Regions from separate parts of the Homo sapiens genome. Here region 1 is linked to region 2. A link is a loop called in an ENCODE intact Hi-C map of the cell type or tissue named here. Cell type or tissue: mammary epithelial cell. All regions are shown on one strand. Links, peaks and the distances in the headings refer to the core of each region. The heading gives the core; the rest is flanking DNA.

Evidence for each region. Hi-C counts contacts between places; a loop is a spot of excess contacts. Peaks named below come from ENCODE experiments on the same cell type or tissue, not always from the same donor. Only the 100,000 strongest peaks of a DNase experiment are listed, where the experiment ranks them.
Region 1: a loop joins it to region 2, with 5 times the contacts of the local background. A loop is called at or near these places in 8 of 110 quality-filtered maps.

The regions. Positions count from the first base shown.
Region 1 is chr1:43,663,687-43,670,207 of GRCh38, forward strand. KDM4A (lysine demethylase 4A) reads left to right here. Exons shown (of 22, transcript NM_014663.3): 6 at 2,010-2,059; 7 at 2,766-2,869; 8 at 3,268-3,405; 9 at 4,086-4,333; 10 at 5,414-5,613. It overlaps LOC124904165 (a long non-coding RNA gene), which reads right to left and starts at 4,146. Exons shown (of 3, transcript XR_007066050.1): 1 at 4,058-4,146; 2 at 3,172-3,426; 3 at 1-1,305. RefSeq lists enhancers at 555-634, 925-984, 2,626-3,825. In mammary epithelial cell, for the core only: no CTCF peak of the experiment used is centred there; DNase peaks (open chromatin) are centred at 3,215 and 5,445; H3K27ac peaks cover 2,060 bases.
Region 2 is chr1:43,224,603-43,231,123 of GRCh38, forward strand. CFAP57 (cilia and flagella associated protein 57) reads left to right here. Exons shown (of 23, transcript NM_001378189.1): 18 at 2,381-2,524. All of the region lies in intron 1 of LOC105378685 (a long non-coding RNA gene), which reads right to left. Among named protein-coding and RNA genes, the nearest start is that of TMEM125, 42 kb to the right of the region's middle. In mammary epithelial cell, for the core only: a CTCF peak has its summit at 2,831 (motif pointing right); no DNase peak of the experiment used is centred there.

The sequences.
Region 1 (6,521 bases), core at 633-5,632, 440 kb after region 2:
CATTATGGCTCACTGCAGCCTTGACCTCCTGGGCTCAAGTGATCCTTCTACTTCAGCCTCCCAGGTAGCTGGGTTTACAGGCGTGCACCACTATGCCCAGCTAATTTTTTTCCTTCTTTTTTTTTAGGGTAGAGATGGGGTCTCACTATGTTGCACAGGCTGGTCTCAAACTCCTGGGCTCAAGCAGTCCTCCTACTTCAGCCTTGCAAAGTGCTAGGATTACAGGCATGAGCCACTGTACCCGGCCCATCTCAGCATTTTAGTGAAGGTGCTGCAGATAACAGCAGTGAATAAGATGGATGAGATACCTACCCTCACACAGATAGGAGACTGGTCAGGAGGTAGAAAGTGTGAGAGAATGCTCATACGGTGTGGGGACAGCTCTGAAGGGGAAGAAGTGGGTGCTAAGGTCCACATAAGAAGGATAGATGGGATTAAAGAAGGCTTCTTTCAAAGAGGTGACAAGTGAGACCTAAAACATGAGAAGGACATAACCGGGTGGAGTGGTGGTGGGCTTAGCAGCTGGGAGATTGAGGGAAGTGTATCCAGGCAGTTGGAACCACAGACGCAGAGCTCCTGGATTAAGACAGCACATGAGGGCCAGGCGTGGTGGCTCACACCTGTAATCCCAGCACTTTGGGAAGCCGAGGTGGGTGGATCACCTGAAGTCAGGAGTTGGAGACCAGCCTGGCCAACATGGTGAAACCCGTCTCTACTAAAAACACAAAATTAGCCAGGCGTGGTGTGTTTAGGGAGCTAGGGGGAGTCTGCTGTAGTTTGGGTGCTGTGTAAAACGATGAGAAGTGAGTGATGAGGCCGGAGGGGACATCATGGGGCACATTATGGGGAGTCATGAAAACCATATCCACTTTCAGGTCTTTTTTCAGCATCTTCAGCCATGTTCTTTCTCAGGGGTTTTCCTTTCTTCTTTCAAGTGCTCTCCAGTTTCTAATCTTGGGGGAAAGAACCTTTTGAGCCTATGATTATCTCCTAACTACTGTCCTGTTTTTCCTTCCTCAGAAGGCTAGACTTGTAGGATGTGTAAATGTAGCTTTTGTGTCTTCACCATTGTTTACTCCAAAATTCACTGCTCCTGGATTTTTGAATTCTCTTATAAAAGAAGGTTTTCCAGTTATTATATACATTCTTAGGTCCTCTGAAGTGGGACCTCCAGAGCCTTCTGTATAGGGTTGCCTGATGGATCCCAGAGTCCTTTAGGTGACATTTTTGTCAACTCTTCTTCTCTGTTTTGTTTTATAATGAAGCTGTTTGCAGTGGGAGGATTTGTTGTTACTGTGGAATAATCTTCAGAAGAGATTAAAAAGGTTAAAACAGAGTTACTGTGAGTTTCAGAATATAAAGTTTAACAATTTTGCAAAAGTTTAATAGTCCTAGGTGTTCTTTTTTACTTTTCATTTTTTAGGAAGAGCAGTTTCTATGGTGTTTAGACACCCTACTGGGTAGAGAGGTAATTGATTGTTGGGTAATCAGTATATGTAGCTGTTGGGGAGATAAAGGGAAAGTGGGTTCATCAGCAGATACGGGGCTAGGTCTCTTAAGTGTCAGATCCATCTTTCACTTTGTTTTCCATCTTCCTCTTGCCTGCCCCCAGTTAGGCCTTTCAAGCATTTAAAAATACTGAGCATTTTTAAATACTGAGGTTATATAGTGACATCCTTCTTTTTTTTTCTTTTAAAAAATGTTATTATATGAACAACATTATAAAGGAGAGTAATATTATGTACCGTAAATCCTGGCTCATGGTGAACACTTAATAAACATCTTATTAAGTGAATGAATATAGAAGAAATAAATTCACTCACCTTCTTTATGGGCTCCTTACTCCTGTGCCCAAACAGTCTAATATTTCATTTTTTCAGATTCCTTTCTACTGCTTGGGAAGTTAAAAAAAAAATCTGCTATTTCAAGGTGTTTTGAGAGTGGGAATAAGTCCCTTAGCTTCTGTACCTGCCCTCCACCCAGCCTCTGATGCTCTCATGTGATTGCAGGTACTCTGTTCCACCTGAGCATGGAAAGCGGTTGGAACGCCTCGCCAAAGGTACTGTGTCTCTTCTGTTTGCTGGATTGGACCCTCCTATGAGCTGTGCTCCTTGCTCTGCACTAAAATGTGCGTTCCCCATGGTCAGATACTTGCAGGTCCTGTTGCAGGCCTGCAGACGGGGGTGAGCCACACTGGTTACCTTAAGAGGGCAGTGACGGAGCCTTTTCTTCCTTTGTCCTGACTGTCTGTGCCTCAGTTTTAATGAGCAGGGGTGTTTCTTTGACCAGCGATAATGAACCAGACCCAGTATGACTGGTGTTTCCACTAAAGACCCAAATGTTAAAGAAAAAATTGAACTTTATGCTTTGTTTCTTTTAAGTGGACTTAGATTTGTATGTCTGGAGAACATAGGAAAGCCTGGGTAGATGATACTACAGCTGCATTACTGAAAAAAGATCAGGGATACAAGTGACTGGAGAAAAGGTCCTAAATAGTTTCAAAGCTCTATAAGAACAGAGGCAGCTTGGGTGACCTTGGTTTCCCAAACAGGATTTCATTACCCACGTAATGCCCTACATGGGAGTGAGCCTAGAGGCTCATTGCAGAATCTTAGAATTGGTGCGGAGCTATAAGGATCCTCAGAGGTCACATTGGTGATGCATCCTCTTTATCATTCCGATGAGAAGCACAGGTGTGAAGTGACTCCAGGATTGCGGAGCTAGTGTGGAGCACTGTGTTAACCTGTACCCTTTCAATTAAATAGGCTTTTTCCCAGGAAGTGCTCAAAGCTGTGAGGCATTTCTCCGCCACAAGATGACCCTGATTTCCCCGTTAATGCTGAAGAAATATGGAATTCCCTTTGACAAGGTGAGCTGATGTTACATGCCAAAGTTCTCAGGCACCACCCTTTCTGGCCTTTGTTTTACAGTTTTATTCTAGTTCATCACTATACCAAGAGGGGGCCAAAGCTTAAATAAACTATGTAACAACACTTTGATCTAAGAGCATTAAAGGTGGGGCCACTGTAGCTTCCTGGTGCCAGAGGAGAGTCAGATCCCCTAGAACAGTGTTCATTTGGAGGAATGGTTAATTATAGTCATGTCATCTGATATGTCTGGGCTTTGCATTTTATAGAAGACAGCAAGGACCCCAGGGGTTTTATGACTTACCCTTTGTTACTCAGCTAAGTTGTGGTGGAGCTCAGAATTCCAGTTCTGTGGACTTCTGCCATTTGAAGCAGCTGCTTCAAGTCTGCTCTTGTTCAGGTGACTCAAGAGGCTGGAGAGTTTATGATCACTTTCCCTTATGGTTACCATGCCGGCTTTAACCATGGTTTTAACTGTGCGGAGTCTACCAATTTTGCTACCCGTCGGTGGATTGAGTACGGCAAGCAAGCTGTGCTGGTAAGTCTGCTTGATTTCTTTCTATAACACCATGACAAAAATGAGCAAATTCTGGTTAGATACGTTGGCTGGTGATTAGAGTATTTCTTTGAGCTGCTGGAATTCAGAAACAAGCAGCTAGCAATGTGTCAGAGTACTAACATTTTGTGTTCATAAGGAATTTTTAAAAATGTGTTCAGAATTGGGAAGTATAAAATGAGGTTCTTAAGTCCATTAGGCATTAAAACCACATCCACACACGTTAATACTCTTGTTTATCCATTCCGAGATTTCTCTGTTGAAATTTTTAGGGGTTTCCTTTACTCTAGGGAAGCAGCAGGGTCGGGCCTTTGACTGATAGTAGTAGACTTGCTTGTGTGTTCCTGGCTTGGACAGGGAACAAGGGCAGGTGGCTCACCGTCCTGGGGGCCTAAGTGCAGAGCCTAACCACCCTCTGTGACCCCGAGTTAGTGCCCAGGTAGATTTGCCCCAGTAGCATGTGCTCTCTGCCTTTTTTTCCCTGCTTCCCTTCATGTTTGAAGGTCCTGCAAGGATAACATGCCCTCAGCCTGTGAACCAAAACAATCTGGTTATAAACCATCTTGCACTTGTTTCCATGTGGAGGGAGGAGCTAGGACGTGGGGGTGAGTTGGAAGCAGCAAGGTATGCTCACCTGGTGCTCTTCTGGTTCCTGCTGACAGTGCTCCTGTAGAAAGGACATGGTGAAGATCTCCATGGATGTGTTTGTGAGAAAGTTCCAGCCAGAAAGGTACAAACTTTGGAAAGCTGGGAAGGACAACACAGTTATTGACCATACTCTGCCCACGCCAGAAGCAGCTGAGTTTCTTAAGGAGAGTGAACTGCCTCCAAGAGCTGGCAACGAGGAGGAGTGCCCAGAGGAGGACATGGAAGGGGTGGAGGATGGAGAGGAAGGAGACCTGAAGACAAGGTAACCCAGCAGCCCTTTTGTCCTGGCTGCGTGAGGGAGGGATGTCTGGGTAGGTCCTGTAATCTGTGGAGAGGCTGTTTCTTGTTTTTTTTGTTTTGTTTTGTTTTTGTTTTTGTTTTTGTTTTTGATGGAGTCTCGCTCTGTCGCCCAGGCTGGAGTGCAGTGGTGCGATCTCGGCTCACTGCAAGCCCCGCCTCCCGGGTTCAGGCCATTCTTCTGCCTCAGCCTCCCGAGTAGCTGGGACTACAGGCACCTACAGCCACGCCTGGCTAATTTTTTGTATTTTTAGTAGAGACAGGGTTTCACTGTGTTAGCCAGGACGGTCTCGATCTCCTGACCTCGTGATCCGCCCACCTCGGCCTCCCAAAGTGCTGGGATTACAGGTGTGAGCCACCGCGCCCGGCCGAGGCTGTTTCTAAGATGCCGTTTGTGCCTTGGCTAAGGGAGTGTTCTTGGTAAAGGCTCCAGAAACCTGAGAGCCAGAGCATTCAGGCACTTTCTGAATGAGAGACCTGTAGTGGGCGTGTAGTCTGCTGGAGCAAGGCGTCAGTTATATGAGGGTCGGGGGCATTTATGTGCGAAGGTCGGGCTCCCTCTGAGCCAGAAAAGTCATGTTTTCTCATCATATCAGAGAGTCTTTTAAAAAGAAGTGTAGTGAGGATGAGACTCAAGGGCATTGGTAATGTCGTGATTTAAGTCTGCAGTGCTATTGGTGGCTGAGCCAGGGGATCTGTGCTCTGAGGAGAATTTATCCTGGGCCATATGGGAAAGAAAGGAGGAACCGTTCCTTGGTACCTGCTATATGCCAGGCACTTTGCCAGCTACTCTGCATACCTTTTCTTAATCCTCACAACAAATCTGTTAGGTGGGTGGTAATACCTGTATTTTCCAGATGATTGAACAAGGTCAGAGAGGTGAAGTCCCTTGTCTCAAGTCACAAATAAGAGGTGTCCCTGAGTTTTGAGCCAGGCCTGACAGGCTCTGGCCATTCACTTTGGGTTGTGTGTGGATGTGTATGAATGTGTTTGAGTAAGTGGATGTATATGTGGGCTCTTAAAAGATTTGCCCTCTCCCTTGCAGCCTGGCCAAGCACCGAATAGGGACAAAGAGGCACCGAGTTTGTCTTGAAATACCACAGGAGGTGAGTCAGAGTGAGCTCTTCCCCAAGGAGGATCTGAGTTCTGAGCAGTATGAGATGACGGAGTGCCCGGCAGCCCTCGCCCCTGTGAGGCCCACCCATAGCTCTGTGCGGCAAGTTGAGGATGGTCTTACCTTCCCAGGTTAGTTGACTATGGTGTATTTTCCACAACCCTAACTCATATATGTGTCCCGTGTTAGATGCCATATTGAGTGCTGGGTCAGAAATAAAAAAGGCAGAGTGACAGGTCCGTGAGCAGATAGCATACTTGGAGTGTGAGAAGTGCTTTGGGTAGGGATGTACAGGGAGGACTGGACACGTAGGGAAAAGCTCCTCCCTCTGCCTGGTCAGGGGTCAGGGAAACACTGGAGGTTTTGGTGAAGGTGACTCTTACAAGGTAAGTAGGACCTTCCCAGGCGGACAGAGAGAGAGGAGGGATGTAGAAAGGGAGTCCCAGATGGGAGGAGCAGGGCACAGGCATGGAGATGGGAATTTTTTTTTTTTTTTTTGAAATGGAGTCTTGCTCTGTCATGCAGGCTGGAGTGCAGGGGCGCAATCTTGGCTCACTGCAACTTCTGCCTCCTGGGTTCAAGCGATTCTCCTGCCTCAGCCTTCCAACTAGCTAGGACTACAGGTGCCTGCCACCATGCCTGGCTAATTTTTTTTTGTATTTTTAGTAGCGATGGGGTTTCACCGTGTTGGCCAGGCTGATCTTGAACTCCTGACCTCAGGTGATCCGCCTGCCTCGGCCTCCCAAAATGCCAAGTGGGATTACAGGCGTGAGCCACTGTTCCCAGCAGAGATGGGAAATATTAATAGCATGGTCCACTTGGGGGAACTGGTGGGGAGTTTCCCTCAATTGAATATTAGGGTGGAAGGCAGCTGTGTGACCAGAAGGTGACGCTGGAGAAATAGGAGATGATGTAGGGCTGTCTGCCATTTTCATTTGCTCACTTGGAAGCTTAAGAAGCCATTTATATTTTAAGAGAGGGAGTGGTGTGATCAGTGCTGTTTAGCAGTCACTTGGAAGGTCATTGAGGCTAGATTTGT
Region 2 (6,521 bases), core at 826-5,825:
TGGTCCCCCTGTCGCAGAGGGACTCTCCTGGGATTGACCCTGTCCAGGAGGCTGCCTCCACTTTTGGGATGCCTTTCTTACAAAACACTCAGACGTCAGAGACATCACATTCTGTGGGGCAGATACCTCAATACCCAGTATGTAGTATCATCCTCCTGAGCACATCCAGATTCCGTGCCCTCCTCTCCATCTCCCCTGCCACTACGGCCCAAGGCAGGTGGAATTCTCCAAGGGCCAAGGACGTGGGCTTCAGTGTTAGGGAACTAGGTCTGGCACAGGTTCCATTTATTGACCATTGCACCTCGAGCAACTTCTCTAAGCCTTCATTTTCTCACCTATAAAATGGGGATGATAACCACCTCAAGGGGTCTTGTAAGGATCACATAGGATCATGGGATCATGCCTGGATGTCATTTCTGCATGTGAGTGTCGGTGTACATATCCAGGGTTTTGTTTGTTTGTTTGTTTGTTTGTTTGTTTGTTTGTTTTTAGGGAAGATCCAAAGCTCTGTTCAGATTCTCAAAGGGGGCTTTGACAAGAAAGAGACAAAGGCCTCCTCACCTAGAAAGTGGCAACAGCCTCCTAAGCAGTCTAATGGCCTCACTTCCCATCTCCCACCACCATGGACTGGCAGGGTACAGGTGCAATGCTGCCACTCTCCTGCTCAAAGCCCTCACAGCTCCCCATTGCTACAGCAGGGGTCAGCACGCTCTTTCTGTAAAGACCTAGGTAGTAAATATTTTTGGCTTTGGAGGCCATGTGGTCTGTCTCAACGAATCAACACCGCTGCTGTAGTGTGAAACCACCCATAAACAAAACATTAGTCAATTAACTTGGCTGTGTTCCAATAAAGTTTTACAGAAATAGACAGCAGGCCCAATGTGGCCCACAGGCTGGAGTTTGCCAACCCCTGGCCTAGGAGATAAATTCTGAACTCTTTCCCCCAACATGAAGACCCTCACCTCCCTCCTCTATTTCCCCAGCCTCACCTCTCACTTCCCCCATGAACCACCGCTTGGCTCTCAAGCCAGTCATTCTCAGCACCCTCAATATATACTTTGCCTTCTGTGCTTTACAACATTTATCACATTTTAGGCTTAGATTTGCTTCTGTGTCTTCTTTCCCAACTAGTGTTTTCTTTTAAGGGCAAGGGACTGTGTTGTATTTATATTTGGAAACCCAATACTTGACAAAAGATCTTCATTCAGTAAATGTTTGATGGATGGATATACTTATGTTCTGATTACTATCACCGTGCAACAAATTAACCTTAAAACTTACTGATTGAGGCCAGGTGTGGTGGCTCACGCCTGTAATCCCAGCACTTTGGGAGGCAGAGGCAGGTGGATCACTTGAGGTCAGGAGTTCGAGACCAGCCTGGCCAACATGGTGAAACCCCATCTCTACCAAAAATATAAAAATTAGCCAGGAGTGGTGGCACATGCCTGTAATCCAAGCTACTCTGGAGGCTGAGGCAGGAGAATCGCTTGAACTTGAGAAGCAGAGGTTGCAGTGAGCCAAGATCGTGCCACTGCGCTCTAGCCTGGGTGACAAAGTGAGACCCATCTCAAAAAGAAAAACTAAGTGATTGAAAGCAACTATTTTATTCTGCTTACAGGTGCTACAGATCTGGAATCTGGACAGGGTACAAAAGGATGGCTTATCTCTGTCCCCGATGTCTGGGGCCTCAGCTGGGAATACTGGGGGTGACTCAAAACAGCTGGAGGCTGGAAGATCAACATCCAATGTGGCTTCTTCAGTCACATGTCTGGCACCTTGGCAGGGGTGTCTGGGAGGCTAGGCTCAGCTGGGTCTTTTGATCAGAGCCCCTAATGTGCCCACCAGCCTGGATGTCTCAGTGTAGTTGGACTTCTTACATAGCAGATGCCCTCCCCCAATGCAGGTGTCCCAAGAGAGCCAGATAAAAGCTGCTTGGCCTTTTTTGGCCTAGCCTTGGAAGCCACACAGTCTCCCTTCTGCTGCATTATTTGGGTTACGAACAAGTCACAAGTCAAGGCAAATGCAAGGGAAGGGGATTCGCTTCCACCTCCTGATGGAGAAGCAGCAAGGTCACGCTGTAGAACAGCTGGAGTGTGGGGCGGGAGATGCTGTGGGGGCCATCGTTGGAAAATACCGCTGTTCACAACCTAATATGAATGAGTGAGTGAATGCATGAGAGTCCTTGTACAGAGGCTGAGGGGTCTGTGCTGTAGCCCCATGGGGGGAGTGCCAGCCTCTGTACTGACGAAGGGAGGAGAGGAGTCTCCTGGTTGACCTCTTCAACCAGGAGAGTCACAGGCTTCGTGCTCTTTTGCCCTAAAGGGCTGCAGTATACCAGGGCCTTACAATATCTCTCACTTCTCTCTCATCTCACCCCCAGGAGAAGCGAATTTATGATCTGAAAAAGAAAAATCAAGAACTAGGGAAATTCAAGTTTGTGCTTGACTACAAAATAAAGGAGCTGAAGAAGCAAATAGAACCTCGAGAGAATGAGATCAGGGTGATGAAGGAACAGATTCAGGAGGTAAGAAGCCATTTGCAACACTCTGGCCTCTCAGACCCTCTGTCTCTTCTTCCACAATTGGCTAGCTGGCCTCAGGGACTGAGGAGAAGCTCTTCTCACAGTCCTCTCTGCTCCCAAGGTGTGTGCAGCCTCCAGTCCACAGGGGTGCAACAGGGAAGGCCGTGGCCCCGCTGCAGGCTCAGCTGACCGAAAGCAAATCGCTTGGGAGTTAACTTGCCACGGGACCTGGAGATGGGCTTTGGCCCTACCCGTGCCTCAGTGTGCGGTGTACTGTGCCCTCCTAAGGGAGATGCAGCTATTGGGCATTTGGCCACCAGAGGGCAGTGTGTACTCAGCCAACAGGCTATCCTTCTAGTTCAGCATTTTTTTCTCAAACTGGAAATGTTGGTTGAGACCCCAGGTGAGGCCATGGTGTTTGGACTTCATCTGATAAGGAATGAGAAGTCATCAGAGGCTCTTGAGCAGAAGAGTGGCATAATTAAGAATATGTTCTGGGAAGCAAACAGGATGAAGGTAGAGAGGCGAGATTAGAAGCAGGATCAACTGGACAAGGGTTTCTGAGAATCCTGTGAGGTCCCCCATGCCCCCCACCACACGCCACCTTTCCCTGCAACGTGTGTTGCCCCATCAGCCTCCCCTGCTGGGCTGACAGTGGCGTCCATGTTGATCTAAAACCGAATTCTTGATTTTTCTCTCCCCCTTCCTCCAGTTTTCCCTCTCTCAGTTAGTGGTCTATGATCCACCCAGTTACTTAATGCAGAAATGCAGAAGTCTTTCTTGATTCTTCACTTCTCTTAACTCCTTATCCAAATCATCACCAACATCTGTCTGATCAATTTCCAAAACATATCTCACATCAAACCCTCCTTTCCCGCTGCTGCTATCACCCTGGTACAAGCAGCCACCATCTCTTATCTGGACTGGACTCCAGCCTCCAGTCTGGTCTCCACATAGAGGCCTGAGTGAACTCCCCAGTGGGGTCCCATCCCACCTACAGTAAAATCCAAAGTCCCAGTCAGGCCCACAAGGTCCTGCGTGATCCAGCCTCTCCCTGCCTCTCCAGCCTCCTCTCACAGCTCCCCCTCCCTGCTCCAGCCCACTGACTTTCTGACAGTTCCTGTAAGTCACGCTTTTCCATCTCAGGACCTCTGCAGTGCTGCTGCCTCTGCCTGGAAGGCTCTTCCCCCAGATCGCCACATGGCTGGCTTCTTTGCATCTTTCAGGTCTCAGCCTATATGCCTTCCCTGACCGCCCTAGACAAAATAGGCTTCTGCTCCCTCCTCCATCTTCTCTAATTGTTTGTGCTGAGCCGGGATAACAGATACAAGGGTGTCAGACAGCACTGATGACCCAACTAGAAGTGCCAGAGCCATGGGGGTGCCAGTCTGCCCGGTGACGCCTGTACTCTGGTAAGCCCAGTAAAGAGCCAGGTGGAGATCAGTCCAGGGCCAGGGGGCCCAGAGAGGGTATGTCCTTGTGACAATGACTTTTTCCCTGGCTTCTGGGATGAGAAAGGATGCCCCCAGCTGACCACAGACCTGCCTCCGCTGGGCCTCCTACCATTCTTGAGTGCTTTCAGGGCCCCAAAATGGCAGCTGTCGTCCTTTCGGGGTGCTATAACAAAATACTTTAGAAGGGATAATTTATGGCCAACAGAAATGTATTGCTGAAAGTACTGGAAGCTGGAAAGTCTAAGACCAAGGCTCCAGCAGATTTGGTGTCCAGGCCTGTTCCTCATAGATGGCACCTGCTATGTGTCCTCATGTGATGGGAGGGCAAAAGGGGGCAAACAAGCTCCCTCCAGCCTCTCGTACAAGGGCACAAATCCCATTTGTGAGGGCTCTGCCCTCGTGACCTGATCACCTCCCAAAGACCTGACCTCCTAATCCCATCACTTTGGGGGTTAGGTTTCACCATTGGAATTTGGGGTGGAGGGCACCAACGTTCATCAGACCATAGCAGCCTGAGAAGATGAGAGGAAGAGCAGAGGCCCCACCCACCTGGAGGGCCAGCACACCACAGGCCCCTGGAAATCACTGCCCCCTTTCTCCTTCCTCATTTGACACATTTGTCAGCTGCATTTCAGGTCGGGTCCGTTGTTTGCTAATGGTCAGCTTACTTTCCCCACCAGCACACCTGGGGGGACCATTCATCTTCTCTGGCAGTAACAGGGGCCAACCGTGGCCTTGATGCTCAGCAGGGAATACACTTGCACCTTGGGAGTGATTCCAGCAGGATCCCTCCTACCTCCTTTCGCTGGTGCCAGTTGCTGTCAGGACTGATACCTGGGCCTGGGTGCTTCTGGGAGCCTCTGACCTTGGGGCTTCCCTCTGGGGGTCATAGACACCTTTGGTTCATGCACTGTGGATCTCCTGTAAAGGTCTTTTTCTCCCAGGAAGGAAGCCTCAAGCCCTTGGCTCATTTGTAGAGCTGCAACTTCTAATAACACTTCCTGATTCAGGTACCCGCCCTCACATACTCTTTTTCCAACTTGGCTCTGATGATCCAAGGGTCCCTTTGCCCTGCCTAGGGGAGAGGTTTCCCGAGGCTTGTCGTTTTAGTTTACACTCATTTACTAGGGCAGGGTTTCTCAAGCTCAGCACTACTACTATTTTGAGGTAGGTAATTCTCTGTCATGGAGGGTCTGTCCTGTATATTGTAGGATGTTTAGCAGCGTCCCTGGTCCCTACCTGCTAGATCCCAAAAACACCCCCTATCCAGGATGTTAAAACTAAAAAATGCCTTCAGACCTTGCCAGAGGTCCCCTGGGGGGTGCAAAATGCTTTCTACCCTCCTGCCTGAGCCCCATTGAGAATCTCTGAGTGTGATGAAAAACACATGGAAAAGTAGATGGATTTTCCACACTGGGAAAAGATGCTTGTTTCCACATAAGGGGCTAGGCTTCTGGCTGTCCAGCCAGCTACTCAAATTTGACCTATTTCCCAATTTTTCTATAAACAGATTATTTTTATTCTCAGAGTAGTATGAGTCTTTGCCTGGGGGAAAAAATGAACAGAAGTAAACAATATACTCCTGTATGCCCTCTCTGCTAACCTCATCTGTCACTGCTGGCCTGAGATTTAGAGAATGAGGCACTCAGACATGATCTTCGGGAGCCCCGCAAACAGAAGCCCCCTTTCTCTCTTCCAGCTGCCATTGCCTTGGCCTAGGACGCTATCATCTGCCTCCTCAGCCAAACTGGCAGCCTCCTGACTGGTCTGCCTGGCCCCCGTCTTGCTCTTTTCAGCAGAACCTCTGCATCAGGCCCTCTAAGATGCAAATTACATCATTCCACTCCTGGTCTAAGCCTTCAGTGGCTCTCTGAGCTTTCAGGATAAAGGCAAACTTCTCACCATTTGAGCCTCTGCCCTTGGATCCTGCATGACCTAGCTCAGCCAGCCTCTTCTCCCTCCCCTCTCCCCCCTCTTCAAATCCCTGCTCCTGCAGCCACCCTAAGCCACTTGCAGCCTGCAGAGATGCGCCAGGCTGCCCATGCCTCTGGTCCTCTCTGTGTGCAGGCTGTTCTGTCTGCCTGGAATTCTTTCCCCTTTTGTCCTCTAATACTTATTCTTCCTCCCAAATCCAGTGGACGCATCCCATCTTTTTGGGTGCTGCCTGCTCACCTCCTCTGTGTACACACAGTGCTTTCTGCCTTAACTGCAGTGTTTATCCTACTCCACCTGAATTTCTGATTTACTTCTTTCTTATCCTTGCAGACCTGAGGCCTCTTGAAGGCAGAAACTACTTCTTAATCAGCCTTAGATCTCTAAGTCTACAACAAGCTGGGCGGCCCTTTCTAATGGGCACATTCTTTAGCTGTGCAAATACCCACACTCAATGTGTATCCCCTACAAGGTGGTTCTATATAACTCTGCCAACACTGCCTTCTTATCTTGTCATTCCTCTTCCAGAAGCAGGGTGTTTCAGGCTCTTTTCGTGTCCCTCACTATTGCTCTCCTTTGTCCACCACACTTGCCATTATTCGTTCATTCATCAA